2 separate regions of the Homo sapiens genome follow, and region 1 is linked to region 2. Evidence: chromatin contacts called from ENCODE Hi-C or POLR2A ChIA-PET data. All regions are on one chromosome and are shown on one strand. Each heading gives the region's core, a stretch centred on a gene start or an enhancer-like site at or near the end of the contact. The rest is flanking DNA. Distances are from core to core; before and after follow the strand shown.

Region 1 (5,240 bases), core at 1,889-4,388, 100 kb before region 2:
TCCATCACGTTGTCACACGGGCCCACATTTTGGGGGAAAATAAAGTCACGCAGTCAAGTCAACATCAACTGACAGAGCTGGTGATGAATAGTTGCTAAACAAAGATGCAATTTACTACCAGGATTTAGGGAACTGTGAGTCCAGGGGAGTTCAACCGTTCTCAGAAGGGGCCTTTCCAACCACCTTGGGGCACAGGGGAGGAGGGAAAGAAAGGAGTCCAAATGGACAGGGTTCTAAGATTCCTGCCTTCAACACCACCACCTCCGCTTTATCCATTGGGTTGCCATGTGTGTTTTCACCTCAAAGCTGCTTTAAAAAATGGAAAAAAAAATGACCTGATATTAACACAATTCTCTCATATTACACAGATGAAGATCAAGACCTCAAAAGGAGATAGGCATGAATAGGCCTATGACAGGCCTATCTCATCAGTGGCAGAGCTGGGACATGTACCCAGCAGGAGCACTCTTCCTATGGCACCCCCAGTCAATATATATTCATATAGTCATTCAACAAACATTTGCCACCCAACAACTCGGCACAATTTTGGCAATCATAGCATTCTCCCCCATCCATTCTGTATTTTGACAACCTAATTTGTGCTTGATTCATTTGTTCATTCAACAAATATTTTCTGAGGGCCTCCTATACGTCAGGCCATGCTATAGACACTGGGGTTATTTATTTATTTATTTATTTTTGAGACTGAGTCTCGCTCTGTTGCCCAGGCTGGAGTGCAGTGGCATGATCTCGGCTCACTGCAAACTCCACCTCCTGGGTTCAAGTGATTCTCCTGCCTCAGCCTCTCGGGTAGCTGGGATTACAGATGTGGACCACCATGCCTGGCTAATTTTTGTATTTTTAGTAGAGACAGGGTTTCACCATGTTCACCAAGCTGGTCTCGAACTCCTGACCTCAGATGATCTGCCCGCCTTGGTCTCCCAAAGTGCTGGGATTACAGGCGTGAGCCACCGCATCTGGCCGGCACTGGGCATATAGCAGTGAACAAAACCAGTGTTCTGAGCTTTGAGATTTACATTCTAGGGGAGACACAAATAATAAATAAAATTTTTATTTCATATATATATATAATGCAATAGATGCTATAAAGAAGAAAAGCAGAGAGGGGGAGTAAAGAGTGCCCGAGGGGTTATTTTGGATGGAGTAGCTAAGAAGCCCTCTTTGAATAGACGGGATTTAAGCAGAGATGTGGAGGAAGTGACAGATGAAGCCGCGTGTGTATTTGGAAGAAAAGTCATTGGGGAAAGCAGGTACCAAGGCCCTGTGGCTGCCTGTACCTGTGAGTTGGAGGCACAGCAAGGAGGTCTGGGTTGAGGAGTAGCAGATGAGGCCAGAGATGTGCCGGTGCCTCGGAGGCCTGGGGAAGGATCTTGGGTTTGTTTGGGTGAAGTGGGAAGCCTTTGGAAGGTCTGGCTCCGGGAGAGATATGACCTGCCTTGGGTGGGTGAAGCACCAAGAACAGGGAGACCCAAGAAGCAGGCTGCAACCACGTGCTGGTGGGTGGGTTGCTGGTAGGTCAGAGGGGTTGGGGGCTGCTTTCAGCATGCGGCCAAGACGGTCCTAGCCGGACTCCACTCCACAGAGGGCAGACTCTCGGAGGGGCCGAACACAGCCCTGGGGGTGCCGGCCTGTTGCTGTTCCACTTGCATCTGATGCAGCCAGGGAAGCAGCAGCAAGGCTGAGGCTCAGAGGGGCCGGCACCAGCCAGGAGGCAGGGTAATGCCACTTCCAGGAGCAATGGATAGCGGAACGGTGCAGTCCCTCCAAGGTGGTGCCAAGGCCCTGACAGGTCTCTTTGGCTAGAATCCTGACCCTGGCTGCTGGCTGGGATGCCAGTGCCTCCCAGTGCTGGCCTCCCAGGAACACTGGGATGACGGGCCGCTGACGCTCAGGACCCTGCTGCACGGCCACCAAATTCCTTCTTTCCATTAATCTCCCTGCCCCATTTCTCCCTTGCTAAGTTAAATGGGCCCTTGGAGGGTGGATATTCTTTTCCCTATTTTATTTTTGCCTGTGATGTAAGCTCAGCTGAACCATCCCTTCCCCAGGAGGCCTCGCCAGGGGCCCTCCACTAACAGCCAGCTCCACTGTGCTCCTCATAGCCCTTGCTAGACTTGTGATGGTCCCTTTACCTGCGTGGTTATTTGGCAACTATCCATCTGTCCTACTAAATGATAAGCTCCCCAGGAGCTGTCTTTCATTTTGGGGGTGAGCTGGAGGCTCCCCGTTGTCTTCCAGACTCCAGTTAATCCCAGATACACAGCAGGTCAGTGGATGTGAGTCCCTGCCTTGGGGTATTTCAGGTCCTGCCTCCGGGTTCAGGACCTGATGGGCAGAACAGAGCCAGCTGTCTTGAGATTGGGGGCTGCAGAGCTGAAGACCCCGTTCGTAAGCGTTCCAAGATGCCTAGCCCCTAGCCAGGAGGGATCGGAGTGCGGCAGGTGTGCCTGGCTGCTGTCACCCATCTGCCGCGTGCCTGCTCTCCCTTAGGTGCTCAGTGTTTCAGAGAACTCAGGGCAAAGACACTTCAGAGCAGTTAGTGGCCCCGCAGCGGACCACAAGGAAGTCTGCAACCCATTCTCAGTGCACCCCGCCACAGCTCAGGAGTCTTGGGGGATGACATTTTGGGTTTTTGCTCTGACCTCATCTCAGGTTCAGGGTTTCACCTCCGGCCCTTTGCAGCAGGTAGGTAGAAAGCGCCCAGCTATAGGCCGAAGCTCTTTGTGGAAGAAAAAAAAAGTTTGGCTAATGACCTGCAGTTCTCTGTGAGCCTGGGCCCACCGCCTAAGGAGGAAGAGGAATTGGCAAGAGTGGGAGAATCAAACCTTTTCTGGAAGCACCAAGGTTAAGAGGGATATTAGGGTCCGGTTCAAGCACCTTGGTTTATAATTGGGGAAACTGAGGCATTGGGAAAGAGGAGAGACCAGAACTAGACTATGCAGCTCAGCTGCTCCCAATTCCTGACACACAGAAATGTGTGAAAGAATTAAGGTTTATTGTTGTTTTAAGCCACTAAGTTTTGGGGCAATTTGTGACATAGCAATAGGTGACTAATATAATCACCTACCTTATCCTGCCAAGTTTGGCTTGGAAAGCCTTTGGCTGCTTCTCAAAATCAGAGTGATCCCTAAAGAATGAAGACTTGTGCTCACAGAGGCTTTGAGAAAGGCTGTCATCCAATGTGGATGATCGTATTGTCTCACAGGGAGTTTGGAGTCGATCCTGAGATAATGGGGACGAAACGGGGAGCAGAGAGAGAGATGGACACAGCCAGGGGAGGGGGTGCAAAGAACCCAGATCTGAGAGCAGGGGCCTGGGATGGGCCTGGCCTCTGTTGCTTGCTAGCCACACGTCTCTGATGAGTGACTCAGCTCCCTGGGCCCAGGTTCATCATTTGTCTAATACTCAGCTGACAGTGCTGTTGTGAGGTTGACAGTCTGTTCCCCCAACAGCAGTCAGAAGGATCTAGTTAAATTACAAATCCGATCATGTCATTCCGGTACTTAAAACCTGTTAGTGGCCGTCACAGTGCCCGGATAAGGCGCAAGGCCCCAGCTGGCCAGCACCACAGCTCAGCTGTGTCTCCCTCACCTTTCCTGCAACGCCTCCCACCTTCCCCGCATGCAGCTCTCTCCCACTTGCTAACTGCCCCGCAACCTCCAGATCTCACCTGGAATGGGAAGCCACCTGACCACTTCAGCTGCTCTGTGTGGTTCTTATCATTGCCAGCGTGTTTGTGTGATAAACCATAAATGTCTGCCTCCCCTACGGGTCAGTAAGTGCCATGGGGCGGGGCCCCTCTGTCTCATTCCTGGCTATCGGCACAGCATGGGCACATTGTAAGTGCATAAGTGCTTGTGTGGAATGAATGAATGAATGAGCACACAAAGGGTGCCTAGTACTGTGCAAATATTGTTTGTGTCCACTCCTCCCTCCCCTGATTCCACACAGGCTGCAGGAGCTCCATGGGGTCTCACGACTCAGGCCAAATAAACCTTACAGGCACAAAAGCTGACAGATTTCCATTGTTCTTAACTTTGGTTAAGCATTGAAACTACCTGCAAAGTTTTCCAAAAAGAGATGCCTGGGTCCCACCCTCAGAGATCCTGGTGCACAGATGGAGGGTGCACTGGACATTGGGGTGACTAAAAATCCTCCAGGTCAAGCCTCAGAAACACCGCCCTGGGCAGTGGAGAGACTGGGGGCCTGGCATAGCCCTTCTAGCCTGGGGACTGAGACCGTCTCATGATCTATGACTATTGGGCTGTAAAAAATGAGAGCAATGTGCCGGATTCTGTAGTAAGGACTTCCCTTAATGAACTCAGGTAATCCTCAAAAGAGTCCTATGAAGAGGATAGTATTATTATCCCTATTTCACAGTTGGGGAGACTGAGGCAGGCAGCTATCAAGTCACTTGCCCATAGTTACCCAGGTGGCAGAGCCGGGATTTGAATCCTGGGTGGTCTAACTTCAGGGTACAGCTGCTTATCCACCGCCCTAATTGGTGGAGAGGGACCACGGAGAGGTACCCGCTAACTGCTGTCATCCTAAAGATTGCTTTCCCATCCTCTGAGGGCTCAGTGGGGGCGGGGCTGCCGCCTGTTCAGTGTCCTTTCTGAAAGGACGTGCCTCGAGGGACCAGTGGAGCCAAGATTAGACAGGCTCAGCCCATCCATTTCGGGCTGGGATCCTCAGGACGTTGAAAGCCTTCCCCTGGTGCTGGAGCCCATTGTCAGCCTTAGGAAGAGACGGGTCGCTATGGAAACCTCTGGACTGTACAGACGTACAACCGGCTGGCTTCAAGAAAATCTTTTCATGGGTCTGTCTCTGCTGTGAGGCAGCCAAGGGTCCTCCTGCTAATCGGGCCCCCTGTTTGGACATGATGTCAGGTTAACTCCCAGCGCTCAGCGGCAGCCTGGGTGCACCCTCCCCTTGTCCCACCTGGCACACAGAGACAGCTTTTCCAGCCCTCCCGTGGGAGGGCACATTGGTGGGGGAGGTCTGCTGATGATTGATGTGTGGGGTTGAGTCTTTAATTAAAGTATTCATCATGTGTCAGTCAGCAGAAAAGAAAGTTCAGCTCTCTGCCAGGGTCTGTATCCTGATCATCAACTCAAGAGCCGTTTCCCATGAGGGGGCGCGTGACCTTGTCTAATAGCTGCACTGAGATCTTTTTGAGACTTTTCCAATCTGCTTCTGAGCGCTGCATAGGACAGCAT
Region 2 (5,097 bases), core at 1,870-4,369:
CATATATGAGAAAACTGAGGCACACTAAATAATTTTCCCAAAGCCACAGAGCCTCAGTGGTAAGCCCAGGATTTGAACCCAGGGAGTTCTGGCCCCAGAGTCCAGCAAGTGCTTGTTGCACATGCAACCAATTCACTAGTACATTTCCCCTGAAGACGCAAAGATGACTCTGGCAGTGTTCAGGCTCCAGACAGTGGTCTCAGACCAACCTAGCAGAGCTCATCAAAGCACACTGTGATGAGGAGGTGTCTTATCATCTCCTGCCTTCCTCATGAAAAAAAAAAAAAATGGAGTTCGCTGGGCCGTTCCAGGGCCCAGTGTCAGGCAGGACACTGGTTTCCTGAGCCTGGCATTGTGGCCCAGCACCCCAGGGCCATGCCTGGCTCTGCAGTTTCGTTTGGTGCCTACATGGAAGCTGGCCCAGGCCATGGCTCCTGTGAAAGCTGCAGGCCCGGGCATTCCCCGCAGGCAGCTGGAGAGCTGGCTGTCCAAGACAAAGGCAGCCTCTAAAGGTCAGAAGCTGCTCTGGGGCCTGGGATCTTTGCTTCCTGCTCCCAGCACAGCCTGTCCTCAGCCTGCAGGCTCCTCCTCCCAGTGCTCTCAGCCAGAAGGAAGGAGCAGGCAGATGGCACAGCCCCAGCCCTGCCTACAGCCCCCAGACGCGGAGCCCGACCCTGCCCTCCTTCTGCCAGGGGAAGGAAGTCCACTTCTTAAGCCTGGCATCCAGGGATGCTGAGGGGCTGAGATTAGAGAATTTCGGGGGGGTGATGGAACTGCTCCGTGTCTTGATTGTGGCAGTGTTTGCGTGACTTTGTTTTTCAAAACTTGTAAAACTGTGCACTGAAAAGAGGCAAATCACACCTCAAAAAAACCTAAAAGTCATATTTATAAATATAAATAAGCATAAGACTTGAAAAAAAGGAGATGGGGAAACTCTCCAGGACGTTGTTCTGGGCGGATTTCTTGAAAAATACCTCACAAGCACAGGCAACCAAAGCAAAAATGGACAAATGGGATCCCATCAAGTTAAAAAGCTTCTGCACAGCAAAGGAAACAATCAGCAAGGCGAAGAGACAGCCCACAGAAGGGGAGAAAATATTTGCAAACTATACATCTGACAAGGGATTAATAATCGAATAGATAAGGAACTCAAACAACCCTATAGGAAAAATCCTAATAACCCAGTTTTAAAATGGGCAAAAGGCTGGGCACAGTGGCTCACGCCTGTAATCCTAGCACTTTGGGAGGCCAAGGCGGGCAGAACACAAGGGCAGGAGATAGAGGCCACCCTGGCCAACACGGTGAAACCCTGTCTCTCCTAAAAATACAAAAATTAGCTGGGCATGGTGGCGCACGCCTGTAATCCCAGCTACTTGGGAGGCTGAGGCAGGAGAGTCGCTTGAACCAGGGAGTTGGAGGTTGCAGTGAGCCGAGATCGTGCCACTGCACTCCAGCCTGGCGACAGAGGGAGACTCCGTCTCAAAAAAAAAAAAAAAAAAAAAGAATGAAATCCTGTCATTTGCAACAACATGGATGAAACTGGAGGTCATTATGTTAAGTGAAGCAAGCCGGGCACAGAAAGACGAACTTCACATGTTCTCACTTATTTGTGGGAGCTAAAAATTAAAACAATTGAACCATGGAGATAGAGAGTAGAATGATGGTTATACGCTGGGAAGGGTAGTTGGGGGGCAGGGGAAAGTAGGGATGGTTAATGGGTCCAAAAATATAGTAGAAAGAATGAATAAGGCCAGGCATGGTGGCTCACACCTATAATAGCAACACTTTGGGAGGCTGAGGCAGGAGGAATTTGTGAACCCAGGAGTTCAACACCAGCCTGGGAAACATAGTAAGACCCTGTCTCTGTAAAAAATAAACAAAATTAGCCGGACATGGTGGTGCACACCTATAGTCCCAGCTACTTGGGAGGCTGAAGTGGGAGGATTGCTTGGGCCCAGGAGGTCAAGGCTGCAGTGAGCCATGATCACAGCACTGTACTCCAGCCTACGTGACAGAACAAGACCCTGTCTCAGAAAAAAAGGAATGAATAAGATCTAGTATTTGATAGCACAGCAGGGTAATTATAGCCAATAATAATTTAATTGTACATTTCAAAATAACTAACAGTATAATTGGGTTGTTTGTAACACAAAGGATAAATGCTTGAGGTAATGGATATCTCATCTACCCAGTAAATATATACACCTACTATGTACCCATAAAAATTTTTTAATTTTTTTCAATAAATAATTTAAAAAGAAAGAGCGGCCAGATGGATGGCTCATGCCTGTAATCCCAGCACTTTGGGAAGCCGAGGCAGGAGGATCACTTGAGCCCAGAAGTTTGAGACCAGCCTGGGAAACATAGCAAGAACTTGTCCCTATAAAAATAAATATATTTTTAAATTAGCCAGGCATGACTTTGGGAGGCTGAGATGGATGGATCACTTGAGGTTGGGAGTTTGAGACCAGCCTGGCCAACACAGTGAAACCTCATCTCTACAAAAAATACAAAAATTAACCTGGCATGGTGGTGTGCGCCTGTAATCCTCAGCTACTTGGGAGGCTGAGGCAGAAGAATCACTTGAACCCGGGAGGTGGAGGTTGCAGTGAGCTGAGATCGCGCCACTGCACTCCAGCCTGGACATCAGAGCGAGACTCCATCTCAAAAACAAACAAACAAAAAAACTAGCCAGATGTGGTGGCACATGTCTGTAGGCCCAGCTACTGGAATCTGTAGTCCTAGGATCACTTGAGCCCAGGAGTTCAAGGTCGCAGTGAGCTACGATGGTCCCACTGCACTCTACCCTGGGCAACAGAGCAAGACCTTGTCTCAAATAAATAAATAAAAATAAAAGGAGAAAGACCTAACACACTGAGGAGGCCGAGAGGAGCCCTGGCCACCTCGGCACTCATAGGCCCAGAAGGTCAAACACCAGCCCTGGGCTCCTGGCCACAGCCCTGCAGTGCTACTCAGGACCGCAGGGAGGACACTGAACCATAGGAATTTGAACACCTGAAGCCAGTGTTCAAAGAGGCAGCAAGACCAGGCCCCAGAATGCACGGATGCTGGCCCCAGCCACGGCCCCTGTGAAAGCTGCAGGCCCTGGCATTCACCCCAGGCAGCTGGGGAGCAGGCTTCCCAGGACAGCCTGTCCACTGTCGATTGCCTCATCCAACCCAGCCACGCATCCAAATACTCCTAGGACCCAGTCCCTTTGCCCTGCAACCAGACATCCCTCTCATCTGCTTGGGACTCTCCACCTCACTGAGCCTTTGTCATGTGTGAGGTCCCAGCTGGGTTTCTTTTCATCCCAGATAAGAGGAAAGTGGGGTCTAGAAAGGCTGAGTACCTGCCCACAGTCCCCCAGCTGATACAGAAATAAGACCGAGGCCAAGCTCCTGACCGCCATTATCCCATTAATCTTCACATCAACCTTGACGGAAACACTGTGAGTGGTCTTATTTTATAGATGAGAAAAATGACACACAGAGAGGGTAAGTTGCCCAAAGTCACACGGTAGTAAAAGGCAGAGTTGGGACTCAAACCCAGGAGACTGGCTCCAGGATACCACTCTCAGCCACTATCCTCTTATCCCCCTGAAGAGGGCAAGCTGCCACTACCTCATGCCACTGCCTAAAGAGTGTGCTTGGAGACTTTTACTGTCCTTGGTGGTCCACTGTTACCCCAGGCACCATTCTGCTAATAGTTGAGTTGGCAGAGTGGAGTAGTTGAGGCAGTCCGTGGAAGAGTGTGACTCTCCAGTGTAACCCCAGCTACAAGGGCCTCGCTTGGTTTTGCCACAGCTGAGTGAGTTTAGGAAGTTACTTCACAGCCCTGTGCCTCCAGGGGCCACACCTGTTTAAGGGATGCTGGCAGCAGCCCTACCTCTAATTAGTCATAGGTATCCAGGGCACATAACTGCACCTGGTACAGGGCAAACCTCCCCCGCAGAAGTGTTAACCAGTGTTGTCCTCACTGGCATCATCATTACTGTGTGAGGGTGGGAACAAAATACAAAACAATATGGTCTCCCTACTGCCAGAATCCAAAATAATGATCACTCAACTTCCAGGTCTCAGCAATAGCTTCCTGCCACACATGGGGCAGCTGCTCTTGTCTTGTCAACTTGATCCCAACCAAGGGACAGGGCCTCACAGCTAGACCCTGGGCCTTGCCTTCTGCAATGACCATCAAGCATCTTTCTTGGAGCCCCTTCTTTGTCCTCTGTCTGTCCCTCTATTTCCTCTGCTGTTGAAAGGGTTGGGGCAGGAGAGCACTGGAAGATTTCAGACACTGCAGGTAGGGAAGGGGAGATGGTGAGACCAGCACCGAGATCTGGTCCCAGGGTGGACTTCCCCAAAGACAGCCAGACTTGCTGTTCTACCACTTGGTGTGCTAAAATAGAGTCTGTCTTCTTCTTGACCTAGAGCACTATTACAAAAGGCTACCTTCACCGGAGCAGGACACTGTCCTATAGCATTTTGTTTAAAGCAATTATTTAATTGTTGTCTTCCAGATGGATGAGAAGAGGGCCTGTGTTTCTCTTATTCATGGCTGTGCCTTCAGGGCCTGGCACACAGCAAAAGTGAGGATAGATGAATGGATGGATGGATGAGTAAGTAAGTAGATGAATGGGTGGATGAATGGATGGGTGGATGAGCAGATGAATGGATGGATGGATGGCTGGATGGATGAGTGGATGAATGGGTAGATGGATGGATGAGTGAATGGATGGGTGGATGGGTGGATGGATAGATAACTGAGTGGGCAAATGGATAGATGGGTGGATGGGTGGATGGATGGATGAATGGATGAGTGGATGAATGGGTAGATGGATGGATGAGTGAATGGATAGGTGGATGGGTGGGTGGATAGATAACTGAGTGGGAAAATGGATAGATAGGTGGATGGGTGGATGGATGGATGGATGGATGGTGGGTGGATGGGTGGGTAGATGGATGGATGGATGGATGGATAGTGGGTGGATGGGTGGGTAGATAGATGGATGAGTGGATGGGTGGATGGATGAATCATGGGTGGATGGGTGGGTAGATCGATGGATGGATGGTGGGTGGATGGATGGATGGATGGATG

Evidence for each region. A loop is a pair of places that touch in the nucleus more often than their neighbours do. ChIA-PET counts read pairs that join two places held with the same protein, here RNA polymerase II (POLR2A). Pooled maps may share reads with other maps.
Region 1: a loop to region 2 is called in a pooled map, with 1.9 times the contacts of the local background. The contact joins two enhancer-like sites. A Hi-C loop is called at or near these places in 1 of 168 maps with a recorded cell type or tissue (A673), 1 of 37 single-sample maps with no recorded cell type and 1 of 50 pooled maps. POLR2A ChIA-PET finds 5 or more read pairs at or near these places in 2 of 52 experiments (Caco-2 and OCI-LY7).

What each region holds. Positions count from the first base shown.
Region 1 is chr22:35,567,434-35,572,673 of GRCh38, reverse strand. No RefSeq gene overlaps it. Among named protein-coding and RNA genes, the nearest start is that of RASD2, 29 kb to the right of the region's middle. Within about 2 kb of position 3,138, at least 5 of the 41 ENCODE cell types and tissues checked have a DNase peak (open chromatin) inside an H3K27ac peak, as active enhancers do.
Region 2 is chr22:35,463,373-35,468,469 of GRCh38, reverse strand. No RefSeq gene overlaps it. Among named protein-coding and RNA genes, the nearest start is that of MCM5, 66 kb to the right of the region's middle. Within about 2 kb of position 3,119, at least 3 of the 41 ENCODE cell types and tissues checked have a DNase peak (open chromatin) inside an H3K27ac peak, as active enhancers do.